2 separate regions of the Homo sapiens genome follow, and region 1 is linked to region 2. A link is an interaction called in ENCODE POLR2A ChIA-PET data of the cell type or tissue named here. Cell type or tissue: K562. All regions are shown on one strand. Links, peaks and the distances in the headings refer to the core of each region. The heading gives the core; the rest is flanking DNA.

Region 1 (8,017 bases), core at 1,842-6,841, 130 kb after region 2:
GACTACAGTCACCCACCACCACGCCTGGTTAATTTTTTGTATTTTTAGTAGAGACAGGTTTTCACCATGTCAGCCGGGATGGTCTCAATCTCCTGACCTCGTGATCCACCCACCTCAGCCTCCCAAAGTGCTGGGATTACAGGCATGAGCCACCACACCCGGCCTAGTTTAAAAATTTTTTTTGTAATGATGGGATCTCATTACATTGCCCAGGTTGGTCTCAAATTCCTGGCCTCAAGCGACCCTCTCGCCTTGGCCCATCTCTTTAAAACACACAAACACACACACACATACACACACACACACACACACACACACACACACACACACACACAGTTTGGAGTGTTTTTCCAGAATATTTAGAAAGAACAGCCTGTAAGAGCCAAGATTTAGACAACAGACTTTTCTATGCAAGAATTTTTTTTCTCAGCAAAATACAGCCCATGGGGCCTAATTTGGCCAACCACCTGTTTTCGTACAGCCCATGAGATAAGAATGGTTTTTACATTTATAAACGGTTGAAAAAAATCAAAAGAATATTTTGTAACACATGAAAAATATATGAAATTCAAATTTCAGTGTCCAGAAATGGTTTTATTGGCACACAGCCATGTCCATTCATCTGTGAATTGTCTGTGGCTTTTCTGGCAGAACAATGACAGAATTAAGTCATTGAAATACAGATCAGTGGCCAGGCATGGTGGCTCATGTCTGTAATCCCAGCACTTTGGGAGGCCAAGACGGGCGGATCACTTGAGGACAGGAGTTCAAGACTAGCCTGGCCAACATGATGCAACCCCATGTCTACTAAAAATACAAAAATTAGGGCCAGGAGCCATGGTTCACGCCTATAATCCCAGTACTTTGGGAGGCCGAGGAGGGCGGATCACCTAAGGTCAGGAGTTTGAGACCGGCCTGACCAACATGGAGAAAACCCGTCTCTACTAAAAATACAAAATTAGCCAGGTGTGGTAGTACACGCCTGTAATCCCAGCTACTCGGGAGGCTGAGGCAAGAGAATCGTTTGAACCCAGGAGGCAGAGGTTGCAGTGAGCCGAGATTGCGCCATTGCACGCCAGCCTGGGCAAAAAGAGTGAAACTCCGTCTCAAAAAAAAAAAAAAGAAAGAAAAAAGCCAGGTATGGTGGCACGTGCCTGTAGTCCCAGCTACTCAGGAGGCTGAAGTGGGAGGATTACTTGAGCCGAGAAGTTTGAGGCTTCAGTGAGCTATGATTGTCCCACAGGACTCCAGCCTGGGTGACAACAGAGTGAGACCCTGTCTCTAAAATAAGTAAATGTATCAATTTATAAACAACACTGCAGTGAACATCTTGCACACACATCTTCCATCATCTTGGGCTCTCAGGGCTCTGCTGGCTGAAGTGGGGAGGCTGGGCCAGGAGGCTTCTCTGTCTCCTAGAGAGAATGGGGACAGCAGCCCCTCCTCACCATGGCTCACTTCTCCCCTTACCCAGGCTGCCCATACTGGAGACAGCATTTCCTGCTGGAGAACCTCATCCCAGCCCGCTGGACTCCATCATGAGCAACCGCTTCCCCCGCTGGTTCATCCTTGGCCACCTGGAGACCCGCCAGTGTGAACTGGCTTCCACCATGTTGACGGCCGCCAAGGGTGAGGCTGGCAGCTGTCCCGATTCCTTTGTCTTCCTCCTCTGTCATCTCCTTCTTCCTTCCCTCTTAACTTTCCTGCCTCCTCTTATCCTTTCACAAACTTCCCCCTGCATTCTTTGAGCACCTCCTATATGTACCGGACACTGTCTCAGGTGCTGGGGATGTAGCAGGTGACAAAACTGTCCCAGATCCCCTGCCCTGTGGAATGACATTCTAGTGGGGAGAAGAGAGTGATGCAGTAAATGAGACGGTAACAGGTGCCATGGAGTGGAATAAAACAGTTGAACATTTAAGCAGAGACCTGAAGATGAGGTGGAGCCTTGCAGGTACCTGGTGTCTTAGCTCAGGCTGCTGTAACAAAACACCAGAGACTGCGTGACTTCAACAACAAAAATTTATTTTCTCACATTTCTGTAGGCTAGAAGTCTAAGATCACTATGTCAGTATGGCTAGCTCCTGGTGAGGGCTCTCTTCTCAGCTTACAGACGGCCACCTTCTTGCTTTGTTGAGAGTTGGGGGGAGTGAAGTGGGGAGTAGAGAGGAAAGTGAGAGAGAGGAGGCTGGGAGAGAGAGAGAGGGAGAAAGGAGAGATAGTAGGGGGGGATAGAGAGAGAGGGAGAGAGAGGAGTCAGGTGCCAGAGAGGAGAGAGAGAAGAAAGAGAAGAGGGAGAGAGGAGAGACAGAGAGGAGAAGTTAAATTTCTCCAGTGTATCTTCTTCTAAGGTCACTAACCCTCTCATGAGTACCTGAACTTCATGACCTCATCTAAACCTAATTATTGGCTGGGCACGGTAGCTCATGCCTGTAATCCCAGCACTTTGGGAGGCTGAGGCGGGCAAATCACTTGAGGCCAGGAGTTCGGGACCAGCAAATCACTTGAGGCCAGAAGTTCTTCAAGACCAGCCTGGCCAATATGGTGAAACCCCATCTCTACTAAAAATGCAAAAATTAGCCAGGCACAGTGGTGCACGCCTGTAATCCCAGCGATTTGGGAGGCCGAGGCCGGGGGATCACCTGAGGTCAGGAGTTCGAGACCAGCCTGGCCAACATGGTGAAACTCTGTGTCTACTAAAAATATGAAAATTAGCTGGGCGTGGTGACCGGCACCTGTAATCCCAGCTACTTGGGAGGCTGAGGCAGGAGAATCACTTGAACCCGGGAGGCAAAGGTTGCAGTGAGCCGAGACTGCACCGTTGCACTCCAGCCTGGACAACAAGAACAAAACTCCATCTCAAAATAATAATAATAATAATAATAATAATAATAATAATAATAATAAAAGCTAACATTTGAGCAGCTCCTTGCCATGTTAAGGCCTTGCCAAGTATGGGCCCACCACCACCCTGTGAGGTGGGTTCCATTGCCTGAGTGTTACCCATTTTACAGATGGGGCAGCCAGGGCACAGAGAGGTGAAGTGACTTGCTCAGGGTCACACAGCTAGTGGGTGGCAGGACCAGGATTTGAACCCTGGCATTCTGGGTGTGCAACCAATGCCCTTGAGATGAGGGAGAGGTCCATAGGATCCCTAGGTGGCTTTTCTTTTCTTTTTTTTTTTTTTGAGATGGATATTACTCTATCATCTAGGCTGGAGTGCAGTGGTGCCATCTCAGCTGACTGCAACCTCTGCCTCCCGGGTTCAAGCGATTCTCGTGCCTCATCCTCCCAAGTAGCTGGGATTACAGGCACCCGCCACCATGCCCAGCTAATTTTTGTAGATGGGGTTTCGCCATGTTGGCCAGGCTGGTCTCAAACTCTTGACCTCGTGATCCACCCACCTCAGCCTCCCAAAGTGCTGGGATTACAGGTGTGAGCCACTGCGCCCGGCCCCTAGGTGGCTTTCTGTAACAGGAAAGGGCCAGAGAGGAGATAATTGGCAAGGGCTAGGGGCACTGAGGTCTGAATCTTCACAGAACCATGGCCCAGTACACATCCCTCCACACTCACACATGTGCCCCTGGGTGGAAGGATCTGTGTGAACAGGTCGGGTGGTGGTCAGAGGCTGGTGCTGAGGTGTATCCGATGGTGTCCTCTGTCCCGCCCTTCACCCAGGAGACCCCAAGTGGCTGCACACGGTACTGGGCTCCATCCAGCAGAACATCCACTCTCCGGCCCTGCTCTTTAAGCTGGCGCAGGACGCCTGCAAGACAGCCACCCCGGTCAGCGCCCCACCAGACACCACGCTGCTGGGCATCGCACTGGAGCTGGGGCTGCAGGTGAGGGCTGCCAGGTGGATGCGGGAGGGCGATGGTGGCTCGGGGCCAGGACTGACTGTGAGCTGCGCCTCCCGGGGCATGGGCTGAGTGTGAGCCACTTCGCTGGGGGCCCGGCATTTGCGTGAGCTATTCCTCTGTGGCTGGGGACTGAGCGAGAACCACTCTTGGGGCGGGGACTGTGAGTGAGACACACCTCTGGGGGCGTGGCCTGAGTGTGGGCCACTTCCTTGGGGGCGTGGCATGAGTGAGCCACTCCCCTGGGAATGGGGACTGGATGAATCGTGTCTCTGGGGATGGGGTCTTCACTTGGGCCACACCTCTGCAGGTGGGGCCTGAGTGTGAACCTCACCTTTAGGGGCGGGGCCACAGAAGGCCAAGGTCTGTAAGTCATGGGAGTGTGGGAATGGGGTTCCCAGTAGGGATGAAGCCTATGAATTATTAATAGAATCCGTCTATGGAGGAGACTGAGGTCTAGGGGAGAGTTGTCACTGGAGCGGAGAGGCAGGGCCTGCAAGCCAGCAGATGGATCGCAAGCGGAGCCTGGGGGTGGGGCCTGGGAGTGATGTGCTATTGGTTAAGGATCATGGGTGGGTGAGTTTGAAGCTGAGGGTGAGGCAGAGCCTAGCAATAAAGAGCTTCCTTGGGGGCAGGGCCTGAAGAGGATTGCCGCCTAAGGAGAGGGATTCACCACTGAAGGGCTGGCCTGGCGGAAGGTCTTGAAGATGAGATGCCAACTCTAGGGGTGGGGTCTGTGGTTGAAAGCCCTGTATGAGCCCGGGTGTGGTGGCTCACATCTGTAATCCCACACTTTGGGAGGCCGAGGGGGGCAGATCACGAGGCCAGGAGTTCGAGACCAGCCTGGCCAACATGATGAAACTCCGTCTCTACTAAAAATACAAAAATTAGCCAAGCGTGGTGGCACGCGCCTGTAATCCCAGCTACTCGGGAGGTTGAGGCAAGAGAATCGCTTGAACCCAGGAGGGAGAGGTTGCAGTGAGCCGAAATCACACCACTGCATTCCAGCCTGAAGGACGGAGCAAGACTCCGTCTTGGGGAAGAAAAAAAAAAGTCCTGTATGCAGGGCCTGCAACTGAGTGTCTGGGTCATCCCCAGGGGCTGAACAAAGGGTGGTCCTGCAAGGCCAAATCTTGGGTGCAGCTTGCTGGAAAGGTGTCATTGGTAGGGTGTGAGTGCCATGGGACCTGGAGGAGGGTGGGGTCTGCAGGATAGACAGGTAAGGGGCGGGGCCTCAAAGGGTGGCAGAAGTTCACTAAGAAGATAAGGAATAGGGCCGGGCACAGTGCCTCACACCTGTAATTCCAGCATTTTGGGAGGCCAAGGTGGGAGGATTGCTTGGGGCCAGGAGTTTGAGATTGGCCTGGACAACATAGTGAGACCCCCATCTCTACAAAAAACTTTAAAAATTAGCCAGGTGTGATGGTGCACCCCTGTAGTCCCAGCTCCTCAGGAGGCTGAGGCGAGAGGATCGCTTGAGGCCAGGAGTTTGAGGCTGCAGCAGTGAGCTATGATCGCGCCACTGTACTCCAGGTAACAGAGCAAGAAGACCCCAACTCTAAAAGAAAAAAATAGAAAAGAAAAAAGAAGTTGGGGCCAGGCCCTGTGGTTCACACCTGTAATCCCAGCACTTTGGGAGGCCGATGCGGATCGCTTGAGGCCAGGAGTTCAAGACCAGCCTGGCCAACACAGCAAAAACCCGTCTCTCCCAAAAATCAGCCATGCATGGTGGTGGACGCGTGTAGTCCCAGCTGCTCGGGAGGCTGAGGCAGGAGAATCACATGAACCCAGGAGGTGTAGGTTACAGTGAGCCAAGAGACCACAACTGCACTTCAGCCCCGGCGACAGAGTGAGACCCTCAAAAAAAAAAAAAAAAAAAGAAAAGAAAAAAAAAGAAACTGGGGACCTTCCCAGCTAGAACAAACAAGGGCCAGCAGGGTGCAGAATCAGCCCTGGACAGCCTCCTGATTGGAGCCGTTGTAGTGTGGGGAGCAAGACAAGGAGCTTTCAGAGGCTACTCAAGAGGTAGGAGCTTACAGAAGGCAGGGTCTGCAGGACAGGACCTGTGGATGGGGCCTCAGGGGAGAGGCAAACACGTGAGCTGCTGATTGGTGGTGGGACCTAGTGAAGGTGGGGCTTATACAGCAGGTACTTAGAGGCAAGAGAGAGGAGCCAACAGGAAGCATGGAGGTTTCAGGAGCGAAGGGACAGGTTGGTTTGTTCCGGCATAGGATCTATGAGGTGGGATCTGGGGTAGGATCTGTGAGGACTCACTTCAGAAGAACAGCAACAACAGCAGTGATATTAAGAGCTGACATTACCTGAGAGCATTTTCAAGCAATAAGCACCTTGCAGAAAGCTTCACCTACGCAATTTTGTTTACTTCTCACAACAATCAGGCTGGGTGCAGTGGCTCACGCCTATAATCCCAGCACTTTGAGAGGCTGAGGCGGGCGGATCACTTGAGGTCAGGAGTTCGAGACCAGCCTGGCCAACATAGTGAAACCCCATCTCTACTAAAAATACAAAAATTAGCTGAGCATGGTGGCGGGCACCTGTAATCCCAGCTACTTGGGAGCCTGAGGCAGGAGAATGCTTGAACTCGGGAGGCGGAGGTTGTAGTGAGCCAAGATCGCACCACTGCATGCCATTCTGGGTGACAGAGCAAGATTCCATCTCAAAAAAAAACAAAACAAAACAACAACAAAAAAGAAAAAACAACAATCCTATGAGACAGATACTATTTTATCTCCATTTTCTAGGTAATTGAGGCCCAGAAAGTTGAGATCACTTACCCGGGTTCATTGGATCAGCTTTAACCTCCAAGTGTTTCTGGGGTCCTCCATCTCCCAACGCCCCTCCATAGGCCAGCCCAAGACTCAGGCTAACCCCCTTCTCCCCACCCCTACCTTGCAGGTGATGCGGATGACTCTGAACGTAATGACCTGGCGGCGGAGGGAGATGGTGCGCTGGCTGGTCAGCTGTGCCACAGAGATTGGTGAGAGCCCCTAAGGGGACCTGCCACCCACTTCGCTGTTCTGGTTCTGCAGAGCGCACTGAGAGAACCAGGCAGACAAGAAAGAGAGAAGTGGCGGGGTGCGGTGGCTCACACCTGTAATCCCAGCACTTTGGGAGGCCAAAGCGGGAGGATCACTTGAGCCCAGGAGTTCAAGAGCAGCCTGGGTAACATAGTGAGACCCCATCTCTACAAAAAATTAAAAATTAGCTGGGCGTGGTGGCAAGTGCCTGTAGTTCCAGCTGCTTGGGAGGCTGAAGCAGGAGGATAGATTGCTTGAGCCCAGGAGGTCAACGCTACAGTTAGCCATGATCATACCACTGCACTCCAGCCTGGGCAACAGAGGAAAACCTCCTCTGGGAAAAAAAAAAGAGAGAGAGAGAGAGAGAAGCAAGCCAGGCATGGTGGCACACACCTGTAGTCCTATCCGGAGGGCTGAGGTGGGAAAATCACTTGAGCCCAGGAGATTGAGGTTGCAGTGAGCTGTGATTGTGCCACTGCACTCCAGCCTGAGTGGCAGGGTGAGACCCTGTCTCTAAAAAATTGTTTAACAAAAAGAAAGAGGGCCAGGCGCAGTGGCTCACACCTGTAATCCTAGCACTTTGGGAGGCCAAGGCATGTGGATCACTTGAGGTCAGGAGTTCGAGACCAGCCTGGCCAACATGGCAAAACCCCATCTCTACTAAAAATACAAAAATTAGCCAGATGTGGTGGCAGGTGCCTGTAATTCCAGCTACTCGGGAGGCTGAGGCAGGAGAATTGCTGGAACCTGGGAGACAGAGGTTGCAGTGAGCCGAGAACTCACTACCGCACTCCAGCCTGGGTGACAGAGCAAGACTCCATCTCAAAATGGGCAGATCACAAGGTCAGGAGATTGAGACCATCCTGGCTAATACGGTGAAACCCCGTCTCTACTAAAAATACAAAAAAACTAGCTGGGCGTGGTGGTGGGCCCCTGTAGTCCCAGCTACTCAGGAGGCTGAGGCAGGAGAATGGCGTGAACCCAGGAGGCGGAGCTTGCAGTGAGCCGAGATGGTGCCACTGCCCTCCAGCCTGGGCAACAGAGCGAGACTCCATCTCAAAAAAAAAAAAGGAAAGAGAAGTAGAGACTCTTCAGAGACTCTTCTCCGATTCCAGCCTGTGC
Region 2 (10,624 bases), core at 2,193-7,192:
CTTGTGCCCAAAACCCAATCAAGCATTTGTCTTAAAAGCACACTCGCCTTGAAAGCCAGCCAACTTCTGTGAAATAGAAAAGAATCCATTTTCTGCTTCTATTTCTTGGCCCTTGAACAGGCAGTGACTCAAGACTCAAGTCAGTGGTTGGTGCAGCTGCAATGAGACATCCGTCAGTGAGCTGGCATCTCTGACAATGGCGTGTGCCCACAGAGAGGCTGTGACTCAGGAGGGCAGGTGGCACTCCATGATCCCCCAAAGCAGCCAAGCCAGGTGGGGTGCCAAGCATCCCAGGTGCTCCTGAGCTGGAAGACCGACAGTTTTCTACCAGTTGAAGTCGTGTTTGGCAAAGAAACCGTTCAGCCCTTTAACAGATATTGACAGCCTGCTAGTTTCCAAAATGGGGTCAAAAGATGGAGATTCTCCTTTGATGGTGTCAGCGGGTGCATAATGGATGTGTGGATGTTCTTTGTGCTCAGAAACGTCTGCCGTTCCATCCAGTTGCATGCTGAAGGGAGGTGGGGAGCTGCCAACTCCTCCACGACCCATTTCAAAGTATTAAAAGAATTGTTAGCAATTCCAGGTTGCTGGTGAAAACATCTCCTTGGTTTTCTTTCCCCCACTTCAAATCACAAACCAACCCAACCATTTCTAGAATACACAGCTCTACTGGGGTCCTATTCCATGTGCTATAGGAGACTGCAAAACAAAGTCTTTTTTCTTTTTTTTTTTTTTTTTTTTTGAGACAGGTTCTCACTCCGTCCCCTACGCAGGAGTGCAATGGTGCAAACATAGCTCACTGCAGCCTCAACCTCCTGGGCTCAAGTAATCCTCATACCTCAGTCTCCTGAGTAAGACAAAATTTTACTGGGGCAATTTCAACTCTTCGTAAGGTTTTACCTTTTGAACTTGTGCTTTCCTTTTTTTTTTAAGATGGAGTTTCACTCTTGTGTCGCCCAGGCTGGAGTGCAGTGGCACAATCTCGCCTCACTGAAACCTCCGCCTCCCTGCTTCAAGTGATTCTCCTGCCTCAGCCTCCTGAGTAGCTGGGATTACAGGCGGCTGCCACCATGCCAGGCTAATTTTCGTATTTTTAGTAGAGATGGGGTTCCACCATGTTGGCCAGGCTGGTCTCCAACTCCTGACCTCAGACGATCCATCCGCCTCAACCTCCCAAAGTGCTGGGATACAGGCATGAGCCACCATGCCCAGCCTTAAGCCACCGTGCCCAGCCTGCTGTCTTTATTATTATTATTTAGAGACAAGGTCCCACTCTGTTGCTCAGGCTACAGTGCAGTGGCACAATCATAGCTCATCGTAACCTCAAACTGCTGGGCTCAAGTGATCCTCCCACCTCAGCCTCCAGAGGAGCTGGGACTACAAGCACACACTACCTCACTGGGCTCATTTATTTTTTATTTTTTAGAGATAGGGTCTTGCTTGTTGCCCAGGCTGGTCTTGGACTCCTGACCTCAAGCAATCCCCCTGCCTTGGCCTCTAAAAGTGCTGGGATTACAGGCATGAGCCACTGCACCCGGCTTAAGTTATACTTTCTACACACACACACACACACACACACACACACAAATAATCATGTTCGAGTTGCATAGACTTAAGAAGCTCAATCTACTTACCTACTTTGAGAATGTCTTAATTTGAATTCCCCCAGGAGCCAAGCCTGCGACAAGGATTTGAGGATAAGTAGACTATTTAGGAAATAGCCCCTAGGAAGCATCGGTAGAGAATAAGCAAGAAAGAGGGGAAGAGAAGGCAGCTAGCAAAGGATACATCCTTAGTGAGTTACTGCTGTGGGCAATAAGGGCTTAATCCCCTGGGAAATGGGAGGTGGAAATCCACCTGACAGTTATCCCACTGGAGGGGCAAGGGAGCTGGAGGATGGATCCGTGACCTCTGTCAGTCATTAGCAGGAAGACGGCACCTGGGGGACTTAGATTCCCCAGCACTTCTGGCTGTCACAGTGAAGACAAAACAGACCCTGGCTGCAAGAGAAAGCCCCCAGGGAAAGAAAGGCAGGTGCTCAGAGCAGGTCTTGGGAGCCGGAAATGAAGCTAATGTTTGCTAAAGTGATGAGGGTGAGGGAATAGGTGTGACCTTGAGTTGCTGGGGATGAAAATCTTGCTACATGAGCAGTACTAGGCTTTTGTGACCCAACAATAGAGAAATAGAAACCAAAAGACTCCATGGATCAGGTAGAGTTAACTTACAGAGAAAAAAAGCCTTTTTTTTTTTTTGAGACAGAGTTTCGCTCTTGTTGCCCAGGCTGGAGTGCAGTGGTGGGATCTCAGCTCACTGCAACCTCCGCCTCCCGGGTTCAAGCGATTCTCCTGCCTCAGCCTCCTAAGTAGCTGGGATTACAGGTGCCTGCCACCACGCCCGGTAATTTTTTGTATTTTTAGTAGAGATGGGGTTTCACCATGTTGGCCAGGCTGGTCTCAAACTCCTGACCTCAGGTCATCCACCCGCCTCGGCCTCCCAAAGTGCTGGGATTACAGGCTTAAGCCACCGTGCCTGGCCTAAAAAAGCCTGTTTAAAAATGTTTTAGGCTGGGCACGGTGGCTCAGGCCTGTAATCCCAGCATTTTGGGAGGCTGAGGTGGGTGGATCACCTGAGGTCAGGAGTTTAAGACCAGCCTGGCCAACATGGTGAAACCCAGTTTCTACTAAAAATACAAAAATTAGCCAGGTGTGGTGGTGCGTGCCTATAGTCCCAGCTACTCAGGAGGCTGAGTCAGGAGAATTGCTTGAACCTGGGAGGGCGGAGGTTGCAGTGAACCGAGATCGCACCATTGCACTCCAGCCTGGGCGACAAGAGTGAAACTCTGTCTCAAAACAAAAATAAAAATAAAAATAAAAATAAAAACCCTCCCATAGATGCTCCATACGCTCTAATTCTGTGTCTCCATCCACTGAAAGCAAAATTCCAAGGCTTTGGCTATGGTGGAGCCTCAAGATGGAAAGACCTTGGATTTCTGAAATCATGGGCCGATGATCATGAAAATGCACCTCTGGGATCTGCAAGAAGTGTGATTGAACAAGCACCCCAGCTGCTGGGCTCTGAAGTCCAGCACGTCATAGGAACTGAGGCCATGTTTCCCAAGGGCTGCTCCTCACCCGGGCCTGAGCAGAGCAGGGACACTGTGGCAAGCCAGGTCCTGAGAGACTCAGAAATCTTCTGGGACAAGCAACTTTGGCTCAATGGCCTGGCCAAAGTCTCTCAGAAATGTCCTGCAGTCTAAGATGCTTCCACCCCACCACAACTTCACATGAGCAAAATCTTCCTTCTATTGTCTCTTTTTTGTCAATTTCTGGTAAATAACTTCTATTGTCTTAAAACACACTGGAGTTAAGGGATTTAGGCGTTACAGCAGCAGTGGTTGCCTTAATTCATTAATACAGGAGGAAATTGAGGGGCCATTGCCCAAAAGGTTAAGTTCAAAACCACAACTCCAGGACTGCAATTCAGGGATCAGGAAGCTGATGCTGGCCGGCGCCTGTAATCCCAGCACTTTGGGAGGCCAAGGCAGGCAGATCACTTGAGGTCAAGGAGTTTGAGACCAGTCTGGTCAACATGGTGAAGTCCCGTCTCTACTAAAAATACAAATAACTAGCTGGGCGTGGTGGTGCATGCCTGTAATCCCATCTACTCAGGAGGCTGAGGCAGAGGTTGCAGTGAACTGAGATTGTGCCACTGCACTCCAGCCTGGGAGACAGAGCGAGACTCTGTCTCAAAAAAAAAAAAAAAAAAAAAAGAAAAAAGAAAGGCAGACAGGAAAAGGAAGCCAATAAAAGGTGTGATAATGAGCACTGTATTAGTTAGCTATTGCTGCATAACAAATTACCTCAAAACTTCAGTGACATTAAATAACACGTATCTATTATCTAATAGTTTCTGAGGGTCAGGAATCTGGGAACATCTTAGGTGGGTCCTCAGCTCTTGGGCCTGTCATAGGCTGCAATGTAAATACAAAAAAGAAATCATGAAAGTGACAAGCCCTCCTTCCCCTTGGGTAGATGACATTGGCTATATTTCTGGCTATACCACACCTTCCCATTAGCATTCAGACTTCCCTTTTTGGGGGGAATTGTCCAGCTGAAAGTTGTCTTAACACAAGGACTGTTCCCAACACTAGCCTCCCAGGGCAAGCCTGTGACACACACTTGGTCAACCCAAAGCTCATTGCTTTGGCTCCTAGGTGAGTGTCCCAGTGTCATTTGAGAATGTTTGTAGAACAGTGGCAGAGATGGCATGTAGTCAGAGCTGTTTGCCATGAGACCTTGGCTCTGAACTCTCTAGCTGGGATCCAAGGAGGAAGGTTTATCTAATACAGACATGCCAAGGATGAACCTCCTATGAACTTTTTATCCAGCGTGAATGCGCATGGAAGTTTGGCATAACACACAAGTGACCAGGAGAAGGGATGTGCTGAACTCTGCTAAAGGCTTTTCTCCCACAATATCAAGGAAGGAAACTGAACAGAGCTGGCTTTCAGGCCTAGAGACCTCCACCCTACCTGGCTCCTATCTTGGAGGAATACTGTCCCCAAGTGACGGGGAGAATTCCAAGGAACCTCTAGGTGCTAACATTGACACCTAAATTCATGGGTCTGCAGACTTCTACCATGGAATGCAATTGTCTTCACTTAGGTTCTCCCAGAAGTAGACAATGACCCAAGGACTCAATGGGCAAGTAGTTTGTTTAAGGGAGACGCCAGGAGATACCAGTAGGGGAATAGGGGTGTGACACAGAGAAGAGAGGGCAGTCCATAAAGGTGCATGATGAGCAAGTTACCTCTGTGGGCAACAGGGGTTCAGTCATGCTGGAAAATGCTGGGGACTGAGTGGAACACACACCTTAGAGTCATCCCACTTGAGGGGAGAGGGAGCTGGGGTATTTATCCACCAGCTCCCATTGGTCACTGATTAGGGGGGCTTATTAGGGAATGAAGAATGTGGCTGTTAATTCTCAGATACTTCCACTCTGCTATTCAGTCTTTGGCAGCTTTAAAGAAAGCCCTCAGGGGCCAAGCACAGTGACTCACACCTGTAATCCCAGCACTTTGAGAGACTGAGGCAGGAGGATCGCTTGAGCCCAGCAGTTTGAGACTAGTCTGGGCAACATAGCAAGACCCCATCTCTACTAAAAATGAAAAAAAAATTAGCCAGGCATAGCCCAGGCGTGGTGGCTCATGCCTATAATCCTAGCACTTTGGGAGGCCGAGGTAGGCAGATCACCTGAGGTCAGGAGTTCAAGACCAGCCTGACCACCATGGTGAAACGCCATTTCTACTAAACATACAAAAATTAGCTGGGCGTAGTGGCGTGCGCCTATAATCCCAGCTACTTGGGAGGCTGAGGCAGAAGAATCGCTTGAGCCCAGGAGGCAGAGATTGCAGTGAGCTGAGATCATGCCATTGCACTTCAGCCTGGGCAACAGAGCAAGACTCCATCTCAAAAAAAAAAAAAAATAGCCAGGCGTGGTAGCACACACCTGCAGTCTCAGCTACTCAGGAGGCTGAGGCGGATGGATAGCTTAAGCCTAGGAGCTCAAGGTTGCAGTGAGCTATGACTGTGCCACTGCACTTCGGCCTGGGTGACAGAGCAAGACCCTGTCCCAAAAAAAAGAAGAAAAGAAAGCAAGCAAGCTGTTGGGGGCCGAGTAGAGTGGCTCATACCTATAATCCCAGCACTTTGAGAGGCTGAGGTGGGAGGATCGCTTGAGCCCAGGAGGTCGAGGCTGCGATGAGCTATGATCACACCACTGTACGGAGCCTGGATGACAGAGCAAGACCCTGTCTCAAAAAAAAAAAAAAATCCCTTGGGCAAGAAGATACAAATACTGGTAGCTGGTAGTATCTTCCCAGGGTTAGGGCAATTCAACATTAGTATCAGCTACAACAATTTATAACCTTCATGGTATTCACTAGACCCCCAGAGCTCCCAGAATTTATGCCCTTCCTCCAAGCCTGTTTTTGCAGCTTCTTGTCTATTCTGTGAACATCTGCACTTGTTTCCATAAAACCCATTCCTTAAATTGAAGATCCACAGAACTCACTCCTGTTGCAAACAAAAACCTTGACTGATATACCCTGCCATCTGAAATTTGCAGTGAAATAATCTGTAAATAACTGGGCATTAACAAGGCTTTTCCAGAAGACAATTTTCAAGGTAACCATAAAGAATGTATTTATTTATTTATTATTTTATTTATTGAGACAGAGTCTTGATCTGTCACCCAGGCTGGAGTGCAGTGGTGCAATCTCAGCTCACTGTAACCTCCGCCTCCCGGGTTCAAGCGATTCTCCTACCTCAACCTCCTGAGTAGCTGGGACTACAGGCGTGCGCCACTATACCTAGTTAATTGCAGTTGGAGATCGCGCCATTGCACTCCAGGCTGAGCAACAAGAGCAAAACTCCATCTCAAAAAATAAAATAAAACATATGATTTTTGAGGGCGAGGAGCAGTGGCTCACACCTGTAATCGCAGCACTTTGGGAGGCTGAGGCACGCGTATAGCTTGAGCTCAGGAGTTCAAGATCAGCCTGGGCAACATGGCAAAACCTTGTCTCTACCAAAAAAATACAAAAAATTAGCCAGGCATTGGTGGCGCAGCACCTGTGGTCTCAGCTACTCGGGAGGCTGAGGTGGGAGGATCGCCTGAGCCCAGGAGGTGGAGGATTCAGTGAGCAAAGATCACACCACTGCACTCTGGCCTGGGTGACAGAGTGAGACTCTGCCTCAAAATAAAAATAAAAATAAAAATAAAAAATACGTTTTATTATTATTCATGTATGGTGAGGCCAACAGATCAGGATATGACTGCCATTAGAAAACACAAAAGTTTGTTATTCACTCTTCCCGAGAGGACGGGGCACTCCATGCCATACAGGGACACATGAGAAAGCACCAGGGTTGGTCAGGAGGCAGAGGTAGTGGGGAAAACATAGGCAAAGGTCTTTATTGTGATTTCCAAAGAAAGAAGCAGGCAAGGGCCGGGCATGGTGGCTCCCGCCTGTAATCCCAGCATTTTGTGAGGCCGAGGCAGGCGGATCATGAGGTCAGGAGTTCGAGATCAGCCTGGCTAACATGGTGAAACCCCATGTCTACTAAAAATACAAAAATTAGCTGGGCATGGTGGCGGGCGCATGTAGTCCCAGCTACTCAGGAGGCTGAGGCAGGAGAATTGCTTGAGCCCAGGAGGCAGAGGTTGCAGTGAGCCAAGATCGAGCCACTGCACTCCAGCCTGGGCGACAGAGGGACACTCCATCTCAATAAAATAAAATTAAAATAAAGTATACAGACGGAGGCCACGCACCATGGCTCATGCCTGCAATCCCAGCACTTTGGGAGGCCGAAGTGGGTGGATCACCTGAGGTCAGGAGTTCAAGACCAGCCTAGCCAACATGGTGAAACCCTGTATCTACTAAAAATACAAAAAAAATTAGCTGGACATGGTGGTGGGTGCCTGTAATCCCAGCTACTCAGGAGGCTGAGGCAGGAGAATCACTTGAACCCGGGAGGCAGAGGTTGCAGTGAGCCGAGATCGCACCATTGCACTCCAGCCTGGGCGACAAGAGCAAAACTCCATCTCAAAAAAAAAAAAAAAGTATATAGACGAATATGCATAATTTATATGCAAATACTATGCTGTTTTATGTCAGGGACTTGAGCATCCACAGATTTTGGTATCTGCAGGGGTCCTGAAACTAATCCTCCTTGGACACTAAGGGACAATTGTATTCCTTGAGTTATCCAATAACTACTGCTCAGCAGTTGGTAATAAAAGTTCAGAGGCTGCATAGAATCTTCGTGGCTTCTCTGATTTGACTCTGCAACACTGTTTCCTTTCATCTCCAGCAGAGCATGCCAGCTGCCCGGCAGGCATTCAAAATCCAGAATTGAAGGAAAGCATATCGTGTGATCATCTACTTCTTGGATTTGAGTCTTTCCCAGGTGTGGCCATTTCTGGATGGTGGAAGGAGATGTTCCTCCCTGGAGGTGACCCTCAGTCACATTTATCCCTCATCCTTTCCTGTATCCTAAAAATAGCCAGGATGCTGGGAGCTGTTAAGGCTGCACTGAGGTATTTTTAGCCTTAGGATCCTGGAGTTGGGGCCCAGCTGGGCTGAGCTGCAATGAAGGGGTGTCGGGGGGCAGGTGGCACCTCAGAGAGCCTTTGGAGTGGCCCAGTAATGTCTCAGTTCTGATTTCTGACTTAATCAATGGTGAAAATTGAGTTATGGGGGAAGAAGCAGAGGAAGGAGTGAAATGCAAAAATTCATTCATTCATTCAGTCAGTCAGTCAGTCAGTCAGTCAGTGTCAGGCTCTGTTCTCAGCCCTGAGACTACAAGAACGACCAAAACAAAAATCTGTGCCCTGGAAATGAACAGGCAGAGTTCAGAATATCTACTTGTATCAGAAAACAAGGAAAACGCCTTTAAAGACTAAAGGAGTGTTTTTGTCAGATGAACATGGGAACGAACTGAAAGAGGCTCTCCCTAGTCAAAATGGGGACCATAACATTCTCTTCTGTTAGTCAAAAGCCTGTGTCATAAAAACCTTGCTTACAGATGTTCAACGTAATTTCTTACAGCTCCAATCAGGGCAATTAAATAAGCAGACCGTCTAGGGGTTTCACATAACAAGAATAAATAGCTAAATGCCAGGGATGTTTGAAAAGCAAAATATGGTTCATTATTTCCCCTGGGAGAGTCGCACTGAGCCACGGATTAATCAAAATACGGAGCATAGCGCACTGAAAAGTATTCCATTACCAGGAAGCGTAATTTCTGACTTATTCTATTTTAGAATAGTAACAACTGCTAATTTCTGGGTCCTTTCTAGGTGCTAGGCATTATTTCATGGGCCCCAAGACCGTTGTCTAACTTGATTCTAGCCACAACTCAGCAAGGAGTATCCAGACCCTTTTTGTTTTTTGTTTTGTTTTGTTTTTTGAGATGGAATTTCACTCTTGTCGCCCAGGCTGGACTGCATTGGCTCATCTCGGCTCATTGCAACCTCTGCCTCCTGGGTTCAAGCAATTCTCCTGCCTCAGCCTCCCAAGCAGCTGGGATTACAAGATTACAAGCATGTGCCACCACGCCTGGCTAATTTTTTGTATTTTCAGCAGAGATGGGGTTTCACCACGTGGGCCAGGCTGGTCTCGAACTCCTGGCCTCAAGTGATCTGCCCGCCTCAGCCTCCCAAAGTGCTGGGATTACAGGCATGAGCCGCCGTGCCCGGCCAGAATATCCAGACCCTTTAAGCACATTTTAGCAAAGAAGAAAGAGGAGGAGGAAAAGAATAGAAGGAGCGGGAGGGAAAAGAATAGAAGGAGGAGGAGAGAAAAAGAGGGAAGAGGAAGTATTTTAGTAATAGTCATTTTTTTCCCTTTCAGCATGTGAATACATGTATCAGTTAGAATTCAATTCTGCTGCATAGAAGAGAAAAATAATAGTGGCTTAAACAGGGCAGAGGTATATTTTTCTGCCATGTAGGTGTACCACAGTAGTTCAGTTCATGGCTGGCAAGGCAGCTCCACAATTATCAAGGACCTTAAGGCCTTCTAACTTTCTGCTCTGTCATCCTTGGCTTCCATCCTCAAGGTTGCCTCATGACCACAAAATGGCTGCGAGAGCACCAGCCATCATATCCATGTCCCAGACAATATTAAGAGGAAAGCGGCTAGGGCTAAAGGGTACACTTCTCAACTGAGCCATCATCATTAAAGAGTTTATTAAAAGCCTCATTCAGATATTCTAGGTATCCAGGATCCTGGAATTCCCTACTTAATTGAATCCATGCCCACATTCAGGACTTGCATGGGCCTTTTCCACAGGTCTATTATCAAAGTGGAATGCTGGCCCGACACAGTGGCTCATGCTTGTAATCCCAGCACTTTGGGAGGCTGAGGCAGAAAGAGTGTTTGAGGCCATGAGTTCAAACCCAGCCTGGGCAGCACAGCGAGACCCTGTTGCTACAAAAAATAAAAATAAAAAAAAAATACTAGGTGTGGTAATTAATGTAGTCCCAGCTACTCAGGAGGACTGCGTGAGTCCAGAAGTTCAAGGCTGTAATGAGCTATGATCAGACCACTGCACTCCAGCCTGGCCAACAGAATGAAACCCTGTCTCGAAATGAGGTTTTTTACCTGGGAGGCAGAGGTTGCAGTGAGCCGAGATTGCACCACTGCACTCCACCCAGACAACAGAGCAAGACTCCGTCTCAAAAAATAAAATAAAATAAAAGGAAAAGAAAAAAGAAATTTCAGGCAGACGAGGTCGCGGCGCCGGAGGCCCCAGAAGGGTCGAAGGCGCCGCGGGCTGGGGTCGGTGGCTTAGGGAGCCCGTCCGGCCATGGTGGCCGTGGCTGGTGGTTGGCGCGGCTGCGCTGCGGCCCGGGGCAGTGCGGAGCCGGGACAGTCGCGGCGCTGACGCCCGCGGGCCCCAGCTGCAGATATGAAGCGGAGCCGCTGCCGCGACCGACCGCAGCCGCCACCGCCCGACCGCCGGGAGGATGGATTTCAGCGGGCAGCGGAGCTGTCTCAGTCTTTGCCGCCGCGCCGGCGAGCGCCGCCCGGGAGGCAGCGGCTGGAGGAGCGGACGGG

Evidence for each region. ChIA-PET counts read pairs that join two places held together with the same protein. Peaks named below come from ENCODE experiments on the same cell type or tissue, not always from the same donor. Only the 100,000 strongest peaks of a DNase experiment are listed, where the experiment ranks them.
Region 1: POLR2A ChIA-PET joins it to region 2 with 5 read pairs; 2 of 35 experiments call an interaction of 5 or more read pairs at or near these places.

Annotation. Positions count from the first base shown.
Region 1 is chr19:13,821,872-13,829,888 of GRCh38, forward strand. ZSWIM4 (zinc finger SWIM-type containing 4) reads left to right here. Exons shown (of 14, transcript NM_001367834.3): 11 at 1,475-1,629; 12 at 3,679-3,842; 13 at 6,774-6,855. Among named protein-coding and RNA genes, the nearest start is that of MIR24-2, 10 kb to the right of the region's middle. RefSeq lists an enhancer at 3,913-4,609. In K562, for the core only: no CTCF peak of the experiment used is centred there; DNase peaks (open chromatin) are centred at 4,050 and 4,410.
Region 2 is chr19:13,692,155-13,702,778 of GRCh38, forward strand. All of the region lies in intron 4 of LOC105372284 (a long non-coding RNA gene), which reads right to left. Among named protein-coding and RNA genes, the nearest start is that of YJU2B, 50 kb to the right of the region's middle. RefSeq lists a silencer at 9,488-9,688. In K562, for the core only: no CTCF peak of the experiment used is centred there; no DNase peak of the experiment used is centred there; H3K27me3 peaks cover 1,751 bases.